Linked DNA regions of Homo sapiens: region 1 is linked to region 2. A link is an interaction called in ENCODE POLR2A ChIA-PET data of the cell type or tissue named here. Cell type or tissue: CD4-positive, alpha-beta T cell. All regions are shown on one strand. Each heading gives the region's core, and the rest is flanking DNA. Links, peaks and the distances in the headings are about the cores only.

Region 1 (5,355 bases), core at 290-5,289, 71 kb after region 2:
ACAGGGAGAGGCGCAATGCCAAGGCCAATCCCGGGCAGGAAGCAAACAGAGGGAGGCAGCAGCCTATCTGCTGAGGGAGCCTGCAAGGTCCCATCCCCAGCCTGGGGAAACTGAGGCTGGAGGACAGCCCGCCTCAGGGGTGAGCCTAGCCAGCAATGGCTCTGGGGCAGTGCCTGGATAGGAAGACCCAAGGGAGGCGCCCCAGGCGCCCCCCCTCAGTCCCCAGGAAAGGTACACCTGCTTCCTGACAGGTCACCGCAGACCGGGAAGTCACATGGAGCTGCCCTTGGAATTTGCCCCAGGGAACAAATACAGGTGCAGGAATTACCAGAAAGAATCTGAAGATTTTTTTTCCTGTGCCCAGAGGATTCCAGGCCACTGGCCAAGAGGGAGACTCCCCTGCCTGGCTGGCTCAGAGCCTCCGAAGGCCCCTTCTCCCCAGCAAGCTTCCCAGGCCCAGAACAGGCATACACGGCACTCCTGCCCAGCTCCCAACCAGTGTGCCTTCTGGGGAGCTGATGGCCCTCTCCCAACTGGCTGGTGGGCTGCACCCCAAGGCTGACTGTGATGCGAGGATCCAGCCAACCCCGATCATCTGGCCCTTCCCATTCATAGCGTGGCGCCTGGCGCCCATGCAGCGGGCCTCCAGGAGACCATGTGAGGCCACCCCTCAAAGCCAAGCCCAGGGAGGAACCCACAAGCCCAGGTCTGCTTCTTTCAGCTGGACTCACAAAGGGACAGACCCGCCCAGCTAATTCCAGATGAGCCACAACAACTGGCAAGGGACATAGCACTGTCTGCCCTGTCGCTCTCCAGCAGCCTGGCAAGGCACACAGCAGGCCAGCTGTCCCCACGGCCCAAGTCAGGGGGCTCCACTGGGGCCCTGGACCCAGCACGGCCCACCCAGCCCCAGCTCGCCTCAAGTCCATGTAGAAACCATCCTTTGCCCAGGCCAAGCGTCCTGGGATCAGGGCAGGTGCTGCCCCCACAGTTCTGTGAGCTGTCACTCTCTCCCTGCCAGCCAGTGGCCCTGCCCCCACCACTGACCTTCTTTCTTGAGGAGCCAGCCTTGGTGAGGCAGGACTTCTGCAGGGCCAGGTAGCCGCCAATCACCTCGATCTCATGCACGGTGGGGTAGCGCTTCTTCAACGTGGGCCCCAGGAGGCAACTAGCCTCCTCCTCCTCGGCCTCCCGTGGCCGAGGCTCCCTGTTGGCCTGACTGAAGTGCTGGTCCTGCAGAGTCCCTGGCTTCCTCTTGGGCACCACTGTGAAGGTGTTGCTGCCCCGGGGCTGAAGCTCTGCCACGCACCCGGGCCTGGCAGGGTGCAGAGGCCTGGCAGGGTGCGGGAGGTAGGGTAGTTTGGCTGCTTGGGGGGCCTCCTCCGAGTCTACCTCATCGATGAAGGTGACAGGCAGCCCCGGCCTCACATATTCCCGGCTATTCTTGGCCAAGCCAGGAACCCTGAGGCCCTCAGCAGGCTCAGCTTCTTCCGAAGCAGCCGGCAGGAAGGGGGGCGGTGAGGACGGCCTCTGCCACCTAATAGCCCGGTCAGCGAGGGCGGTGGCTGTCCTGGGACAGGCCCCCTCCTCGACTGCCCACTGTGCCTCGACCTCCAGGGGGCTCTTCCCGAGGGCAGGCGCACCATCCCCTCCAGGCACCGGCTGGGATCCGAGCTCCTGGCTCGGGGAGGCCGGGCCCAGGTCTCCCTTTGGCAGCTCCACGGACTGCCTCCCCTCAGGAGGAGGAGCCCCGGAGGCCTTGCTCTTGGGGATGACCATGAAAGAATTTCGAGAGTTTGCGCGGAGGCTGGCCAGCGCCCGGGCCTGGAGGTCCCCCAAGGGGATGGTCTCCATAACTGGCTTGGGGGCCGGCCGTATCTCGAAGGAGTCGTTGGTGCTGGTGGCTGCGGAGACGCACTGGCGCTGGCTAGGAGTGGCACTGGCAGGGGGTGAGGCTGGAGTGGCACTCGGGGTCCCGGGGCTGGGGGGCGGGTGGAGGGAGGGATCCCCCGACTCCACCTTTGGCTTCCACTGTCCCGACCCAGGCGGGGAGCCCGCGAGGCGGTTGGCAGGGCCGGCCCGGGGCTCAGGGGCCGAGTGCCCGTTGGAGAGCAGGCGGGCGCCCGCGCCGCGGTGCAGACCCCGGGGGTGGACGGTGAAGGAGTTGCTGCCGGTCTTCTGGAGGAAGTCGCTGCGCCGGGCCCCGGGGCTCGCCCCGCCACCGCGGGGCCCGGGCGCGGCGGGCGGGCTGGGGGCCGCGGGCGGGGGCCGGGGCGGCGCGGGCGGCGGCGGCGGCGGCGGGGGGCGGGCGCGCTCGGGGCTCCCGCGGCGGCGCGGCGCGGCGGGCGGGTCGAACCTCTCCAGTAGGCGGCTGACGCGGCCGGGCGGCGCCCCGTACACCAGCACCTCGGCGGCGCGGATCTGCGCGGCCCCCGGGGCGGGCGGCGCGGGCGGGAAGCCGGGCACCGTCTCGATGATGAGGACGCTGTCGGCGCGGAGGGCGCGCACGCCAGGCACGCGGCGGTACCGCTCCAGCAGCCGCGCCCCCGCCGCGCCCCCGCCGCGCCGCCGCTCGGCCTCCAGCAGCATGAACGGGTTCTCGCGCAGCGGGCCCAGGCTCTCGGCCAGCACCCGCTGCTCGGGCTCCGCCGCCCCGGGCCCCGCGCCCCCGCCCAGCGCGGCTAGCTTGGCCCGCTTCCGCTCCAGGATCTCACGCTTCCAAGCGGGCACCGCAGCGCGCGGCCCCGAGCCCGGCCGCCCCAGGGCGGCCATGCTGCGAACGCGGCAGCGGACGGCTGGACTGAGGGCCGGAGTGGCAGCCGCCGCCGCGGCCAGCCTGGGCGCCGCGGCCACGCCCCCTCCCGGGCCACCGACCATTGGGGAAAGCCCGCTCTCCCCGCCCCGTGCGGGAGGCCCACCTATGGCAGGGGAGGAGGGCGGGCCCCTCAAGTGACCCTACCGATTGGACAACACTCGCCTCAACCCCGCCTCCCAAGGGACTTCATTGGACAACGCCTATCACCGGAGCTGGCCTCCATTGGGGACGGCCCCCCGGACACACCCCGGTGCCTCGCGCCGCTCACTGGCAGACCCCACTTCCGCCTCTGCGCTCTCAGCTCCCGGCGTCCCTGGGGGTAGCCGGGTGCGCGGCCCCTGGACCCTGCGCCCCGAGTGACCTTGGCTGAGCTTGGGACTTCCTCATGCTGCCAGCACCGAGGCCGCCTGTTCCGTCCGCTGAGAGCGCGGTGCAGGAAGGGCGCTGCTCCAGGACCGAAGGCACCCGTGTCCGTGGACGGTGCACAGGCCACACTCTGGCCCGGACCCTGCTTTCACCAGGGGTCCTCCGACCTCCGGCAGGTGCCTGCGGGGCTTGGAAATGCCAATTCTGGAGCCCCGAGCAGCCCCAACGAACCAGTTTCTCAGAAATCCCTAGTTTTTATAGGCTGCCCAGGTGGGAGCCTCTTAACCCAACCTTGCCATCCGTGGTCCCCAAAAAGCATCTGCAGGAGCAGGCACAAAGGAAGCAGCCTCTCCCGCCACACGCAAGCAGGTTCACCAGGGCAGGGCCCTGCATGCTTGGAGAGCTCTCCAATGCATTCAGAGCCAAAAAAAAAAAAAAAAAGCCAGGGTAACGGTGGGCCCCATAGGGCCGACCCCTGTGTCTGATTATTCCACCCTGCTGCCACGTTAAGGTTACTCCTCTCCCATCGGTTGAACGTCCCCTCATCAAGGCTCCGGATACCATGACCCTGAGGGCACAGCCTCCCGGCTGACAAGTCCCTTCTGCCCCAGGGAGGGCTTCAGAGTGCTTCCACAGCCTTTCAAGCCTGCAGACAATAGGGAGATCGCTTGGAGTCACGGGGAGAAGGGGAATTGGAGTGCACGGACATCACCTTCTTTCCATCACCTGCCCTGCAGTCAGCAGCCTGCTCAGTAGACACTGCTGTTTCCCACACCAAGGTCGCCTGGGTCTCTGCAATGATGCAGAACAGATTTTTTTTTTTTAACTTGGGGATGCCCTTCTCAGCTTCTGTGCCCCATGACAGTCTGCAGCAGCCGCTAGCTTAATGCTTGCCTTATTCTCCTGCCACTCCATTAAGCTGGAGAAAATAAACTTTTTCTTTTTCTTTTTTTTTTGAGATAGAGTCTTGCTCTTGTCACCCAGGCTGGAGTGCAGTGGCACGATCTCGGCTCACTACAACCTCCGCCTCCAGGATTCAAGCGATTCTCCTGCCTTCGCCTCCCAAGTAGCTGGGGTTACAGGTGCCCACCACAACGCCCGGCTAATTTTTGTATTTTTAGTAGAGACGGGATTTCGCCATGTTGGCCAGGCTGGTCTCGAACTCCTGGCCTCATGATCTGCCTGCCTTGGCCTCCCAAACTGCTGGGATTACAGGCGTGAGCCACTGGGCCTGGCCAGAATAAACTTTCATTTCAGCTTTCCAGAAGCCAAGTGTCTCCTCCCTTAGGGCCCTCCTCAAATCACCTTTCTAAAGGAAGCATCTGATGTTCATCACTTCTACCCTAGTAGGGTTGCCCAATTCTGAACTACCAAAATAAAACAGGGGAACACACAAAACACAAAATCTAGAAATAAATAACATTACGAGGAAACTCACTCCCACTGTTCAGCTTGAATCTGGCTTTGACAAAAGTTATGCCAATCCCAGGCTGGACACAGTGTCGTAGCAACAAACCAGATAAGCTGCCTCCAACGCAAGCCCCTCCATGGTTTACACAACTAAGCATACACGCCAGGCAGAGGCTGACACCGCACTCCGCTGGCCAGGCTGATGCATGAGAGCAGAGGTCAGCACACCTGTTCTGTAACGAGCCAGATAGGAAATTTTTTTTTTTTTTTTTTTTTGAGACAGAGTCTCGCTCTGTCGCCCACGCTGGAGTGCAGTGGTGCTATCTCGGCTGACTGCAATCTCTGCCTCCCAGGTTCAAGCAATTCTCCTGCCTCAGCCTCCTGAGTAGCTGGGATTACAGGCATGCGCCACCATGCCCAGCTAATTTTAGTATTTTTAGTAGAGACGGGGTTTCACCACGTTGGTCAGGCTGGTCTCAAACTCCTGACCTCGTGATCTGCCCGCCTCCGCCTCCCAAAGTGCTGGGATTACAAGCGTGAGCCACCGCATCTGGCCCCAGACAGGAAATATTTTAGCCCACTGGTTTTTGCCAGGGACAATTTTGTTCCCCAGGGCCCTTAGCAATGTCTGGATAAACATCTGCTTGTCACAAGTGAAGGCTGCTACTGGCATCTACCCAGGAGAGGCAGGAGCACTGCGAAACAGACTGCATCCTCACTAGAGAATCTTCTGGCCCCAAAGGCCAAGAGTGCCAATTAAGAGA
Region 2 (5,355 bases), core at 226-5,225:
CTGACCCCAATCTTCTCAGTCTGGTGGCACTCAGGACTAGGCCTGGCCCCTTCTTCCAACCTTTCCGGACGACAAAAACCATCTATACCTAGGGACTCCTAAAACCTGTCTCCCCTGGCAGACTCTGATCCCGGCACCACCTGCCCACCAAGGTCTCCATGGCGCCTCCCAGGCATCTCACAGTGGGCAGATCCAAAACGGAGCTCCTCAGTGTCCCCAAGCCAGAGCCTGCACAGCCTTTGCTGGCCCCTCCACCCAGGGACCCGCCCTCCTTTTCCCAAGGCCCACTCCTGCGGAGCCCTCCTCCCCCACTCAGCTTTTCCCACAGCCAGGCAGCTCTCCTGGCCTCCTGCCCTCCAGTGTCTCCACCCAGCCAGAGCAGTTTCACAGTAAACATCTCAGACCTCCAGTCCACGCCAAAATCTTCCCGCACATCAACTGAACCCTCCATGCTACCTCTGTAGCAGGACGAGCCGCAGACAAAACCCCTGACAACGGGTTAAAGACGGAAGTGGCGAGACTCCGTCTCAAAAAAAAAAAAAAAAAAGGAAGTGGCTTCATTCCGCGGGAACTTCGGCAGACTTGCGTCTTTAAGTACCGAGCTCCCTGAAAAAGAAATTCCCGGCCCTTTTAAGGGCTTACAACTCTAAGGGGTCCACATGGAAGGGTCCTGGTAGATTGAGTAAGCGCGGGAAATGTGACTAGGGGCTATGCATCAGCTCACAGAACAGAAAGTTTTACAATGCTTCTGCATACAACGTCTGGAATTTACAGATAACACAAGTAGTTCAGGTCAGGAGCTGATATTATTATTATAATTATTAACCACCAGGGCTGGGTGGTGGCGCCAAGGTCGTCTGGCTATTTATCTTACTTCTGTTTCTTTCCAACTGTTTGCTTTCTCCCTTTCCTCCTGCCTTATAAACTAGGCAAGGTGGGGAGAGGAGGCCAGCAGGAAAAGTGGTGGTCTGCTTCCTTACCTCCAGGACCTGTAGGACCACGGATGGACTGAGACAACCCCCACTCCGTCTCCCAGCCCTGGGAATTTCACCGTCTCAAATATGCCAAGGTCCTCCTTGCCTCAGGCAGTTTCGCTCAGGCTCAAGTCAGCCCCCTCCCCACCCTGCCCGGTGCCAGCAGCTTCTCAGCCCTCAGATCTTGCCTTCAGTGCCGCAGCCTCCGCTGAGCCCTCAGAACCAGCCACGGTTCTTCCCCAGGGCCCTGCTCTTTTCCACACAGGACGTACACATGTGCCACCTGCCTCTGCCTGTCTGTGGCTGGCTTCTCACCAGCCTCTCCTACAAATCTGTTTTATTCATCTCTGCAGTCAGAACTAAAACGGCAACTGGCCACGGTAGGCGTTCAAGGAGAATGAAACAAAGAATATGCCTGTTTCTTCCCAGCCAAGAATAGGTTGTGCTCCCAGAGACAGACACAAAAGGGACTCAGAAAGGCATGCTCTGAGTTGAGAGTCTCAACTGAATCTCAGTGACTCTCCGACTGAGAGTCTATAACGCCCTTAAGCCAAAGACCACTGCAAACACGCCTGTAGTTAAACAAGTTGGGTCTTTTACTCTACGTACAAACACACCAGGTTGAGACGTTGAGGTGTCTCAGCAACAGGGTGTTCGGAGGAAACTATTACAGGATTTCACCTGTAGTTGGGTGATTTGGGGGATGATCTAAGGAAGGAGGATTTGGTTCTAGATTAGACGCACGCTGGAGCCCAGGAGGTCGAGGCCGCAGTGGGCCATGATCGCCACTGCGCTCCAGCCTGGGCGACTAAGCGAGACCTTGCCACAAAAACATAAAAAAAGATTAGACGCTGTGGGAAGGAAGAGGGTAATTCTCAGCTTATGATCGCTGCATGTGACAGGGTGAGCTGTGCGTTCCCTGCTTAGAATCAAGAAGAGGTCTTAGTTCATCTCACTTTGTCGTGGTGTCTGCGTGGCGCTTCATGCCTCACAGAACATGGGCTGGCTACGAGGGTCAAACCAGGCCACAGCAACGCGTCAGGGGCCGCTTGCTTTCTTAGGAGCAACAGGTCCAGAGGCTTCCGCTCCAAGAGGGACTGGGGCCTGGGCCAGGACCTTGCCGAAAAGCAAACGAAGCCCAGACAACCTGCTGGGGCTCCAACCCTTCCTCCCACCACCACCGCCCCGCAGAATTTGGGTCGCTGAGACCGCTGCAGGCGTGCCGACCACGGCTGCCCCGGCCCGGAAAGCAGATTTGCCCCTTTTTGCGGGGTAAGGGTGGAGAGGGCGGCGTCGGGGGGAGTCGAGTCTGCCCGCCCAGGCCCCGCTCGGAGCCGCAGGCTGGGAGGGCGGCGGGCGCAGCGACCCCGGGCCTCGGTCCGCCCGGCGCGGTCCTCACCCTGCAGCACAAGAGCCGCCGGCAGTTCTTGCTGTTGCCGTAGCTCTCGCCAAAGCTCTGCGTCACCGAAATGAAGTCCTGATGAAGCAGCGGCGGCGGATGCGTGGAAGGGGGCCTCGAGGAACCACCGGCGGCATCAGGAGACCCGGTCCTGTAAAAGACTGAGAGCTCCGCCTCTCCGATACTCGCGGGCAGCCATTGCGGCGCACAGAACCGTCCGCGTGTGAGCAGCGCGCACGCGCACGCAATGCGCCTCAACCCCGCAGCCTATGCGCCTGCACTGAGAGCTCACGGCTTGCGGCGCCTGCGTCTACCCCGCGCGCAGTCGCCACGGCAACAGGGCGGGCCTTGGTTCTGCTTCGGGCGTGGTCGGTGCATGGTCCTCCAGCACTGTTCGCCCCGCGGGTCTGGTCCTGGGTTCCTTTCGCCTCCTGTCGTCGGACGGCACCGGCTTTGCCCACGGCCTCGCGGGGAGACGCAGACACCCGGGACCCGGGGAGGCGCCCGGGCGCCGCCGCCATGTTGTCAGGGAGCGCCCGCTCCCAGCTCTTCGGTTCCGGGACCCGCGGCGCGGGGATGGGGCTGGGCCGCCCTTGGTAGCCGTCCTGGGCTGGGGGCCACCCTGGCCGCGTGGTCACCGGCAAGAAGCCCAGGGCCTCACCCGGGCGCGGCGTCGCGGGGGCCGAGGGAAGGACCGGACCCTCCCGAGGTCGCGGACCCGGCCGGCTGGGGCGAGGCTGGGGTGGCCCCTACCCCGAGCTAAGCTGGCCGCGCCGCATCTCACCGTCGCCGGGGCCCGAGCGCTGCGCCTGGACCGGCGCCGAGCGAGGGGGCCAAGCGGCCGGCTGGACCCACAGTCCCCGCGCCATAGGCGGGTCGGGGCTTTCAGACTCGGCTCCAGCCCTCAAACCTGGTAGCCTTGGAGGTCAGCTTGAGATGACTGCGCTTCCTGCGCGCGTTGTCCTCCCCAGAAACGCTCAAAATGGCAAAGCGGCGTCCGTGGCCGCCGGAGGCCTGTGTTCTCCCCTGCCGAACCTCACGCGCGGCCCCTCCCTCATTTTCTTCTGGCCAGGCTGCCCCCTGCCCCTTGGGCGATTCTGCTGCGTCCCACGGTCCTGGCTGTGGCATTTCTGGGTGTTTGGAGGGCTCCCCCGGCAACGACGTCTAATGTCTATAATCCCGGCCCTTTGGGAGGTCGAGGGGGGGCGGGGGATCACTTGAGGTCAGGGGTTCAAGACCAGCCTGGCCAATATAGTGAAACTCCGTCTCTACTAAAAATACAAAAAATAGCTGGGTGTGGTGGCGGTTGCCTGTAGTCCCAGCTACTCGGGAGGCTGAGGCAGGAGAATCGCTTGAACCCGGGAGGCAGAGGTTGCAGTGAGCCGAGATCGCCTCGTTGCACTCCAGCCTGGGCAACAGAGCGAGCCTCCGTCTCATAAGATTAAAAATAAATAAGAAATCACAAAAAATTAGTACGTATTTTGAGCTGAATAAAAATGGAAATATGCACATGAAAATGTATAGGATGCAGCTAATACAGTGCTTAGAGAAAGTTATAACTGCAAACTCTTAACGTTAGAAGAGGTGAGGCCGAGAACAGTGGCTCACCCCTGCGATCCCAATGCTTTGGGAGGAGACTGAGGCCGACCCCGGAGGATTGCATGAGCCCAAGAGTTTGAAATTAGCCTGAGCAACACGGTGAAGCTCCATCGCTACAAAAAAATATGAATTAAAAGGCCGGGCGCGGTGGCTCATGCCAGTAATCTCAGCACTTTGGGAGGCCAAGGCGGGCAGATCACGAGGTCAAGAGTTTGAGACCAGCCTGGCCAATACAGTGAAACCCCGTCTCTACTAAAAATACAAAAAAAAAAAAAAAAAATCTAGCTGGGTGTGGTGGCGGGCACCCCAGCTACTTGGGAGGCTGAGGCAGGAGAATTGCTTGAACCTGGAGGGCAGAGGTTCCAGTGAGCCAAGATCGTGCCACTGCACTCCAGCCTGGGTGATAGAGCGAGACTCCATCTCAAAAAAAAAAAAAAAAATAGGTGTGTTGATGCACACCTCTAGTCCCAGGTACTTGACAGGCTTAGAAAGTGGATCCCTTGAGCATGGGAGGTGGAGACTGCAGTGAGCTAGGATTGCACCACTACACTCCAATCTTGGCAACAGAGTGAGACCGTGTCCCCCCCGCCCCCCCCCCCCACACACACACACAAAATCCAAGCTATTCGGAAGACTAAGGCGCGAGAATTGCTTGAGCCTGGGAGGCAGAGGTTACCGTGAGCCGAGAATACACCATTGCACTCCAGCCTGGGCGACAGAGTGAGACTGTCTCAAAAAAAAAAAAAAGAAAGAAAAAAGGAAGTCAGTGAACTAGAACGCGGAAAAACAACAGAACATCTATGAAATAGAAAGTTTTTATTTATTCACTTATTTTTTTTCGAGACAGAGTCTTCTCTGTCGCTCAGGCTGTAGGTGCAGTGGTGCTATCTTGGCTCACTGCAACCTCTGCCTCCTGGATTCAGCGATTCTCCTGCCTCAGCCTCCGGAGTAGCTGGGATTACAGGCGCCTGCCACCACACCCAGCTAATTTTTGTAGAGACAGGGTTTCACCAATGTTAGCCAGGCTGGTCTCTAACTCCTGACCTCATGACCCACCTGCCTCGGCCTCCCAAAGTGCTGGAATTTCAGGCGTGAGCCACCGCACCCGGCCTGAAATAGAAAGTTCTGGCCGGGCGCTGTGGCTCACGCCTGTAATCCCAGCACTTTGGGAGGCCAAGACGGGCGGATCACGAGGTCAGGAGATCGAGACCATCTTGGCTAACACGGTGAAACCCCGTTTCTACTAAAAATACAAAAAATTAGCCGGGCGTGTTGGCGGGCGCCTGTAGTCCCAGCTACTCGGGAGGCTGAGGCAGGAGAATGGCGTGAACCCAGGAGGCGGAGCTTGCAGTGAGCTGAGATCGCGGCCACTGCACTCCAGCC

What was found. Peaks named below come from ENCODE experiments on the same cell type or tissue, not always from the same donor. Only the 100,000 strongest peaks of a DNase experiment are listed, where the experiment ranks them.
Region 1: POLR2A ChIA-PET joins it to region 2 with 14 read pairs; 28 of 35 experiments call an interaction of 5 or more read pairs at or near these places.

What each region holds. Positions count from the first base shown.
Region 1 is chr9:137,197,940-137,203,294 of GRCh38, forward strand. It overlaps TPRN (taperin), which reads right to left and starts at 2,802. Exons shown (of 4, transcript NM_001128228.3): 1 at 1,048-2,802. The coding sequence starts at 2,772. RefSeq lists silencers at 2,404-2,473, 2,564-3,033 and an enhancer at 3,262-3,790. In CD4-positive, alpha-beta T cell, for the core only: no CTCF peak of the experiment used is centred there; DNase peaks (open chromatin) are centred at 1,667, 2,038 and 2,982; H3K4me3 peaks cover 801 bases; H3K27ac peaks cover 707 bases.
Region 2 is chr9:137,127,141-137,132,495 of GRCh38, forward strand. No RefSeq gene overlaps it. Among named protein-coding and RNA genes, the nearest start is that of GRIN1, 9.3 kb to the right of the region's middle. RefSeq lists an enhancer at 1,071-1,280 and silencers at 2,271-2,350, 2,711-3,220. In CD4-positive, alpha-beta T cell, for the core only: no CTCF peak of the experiment used is centred there; DNase peaks (open chromatin) are centred at 501, 1,211, 1,911 and 2,621; H3K4me3 peaks cover 3,346 bases; H3K27ac peaks cover 1,796 bases.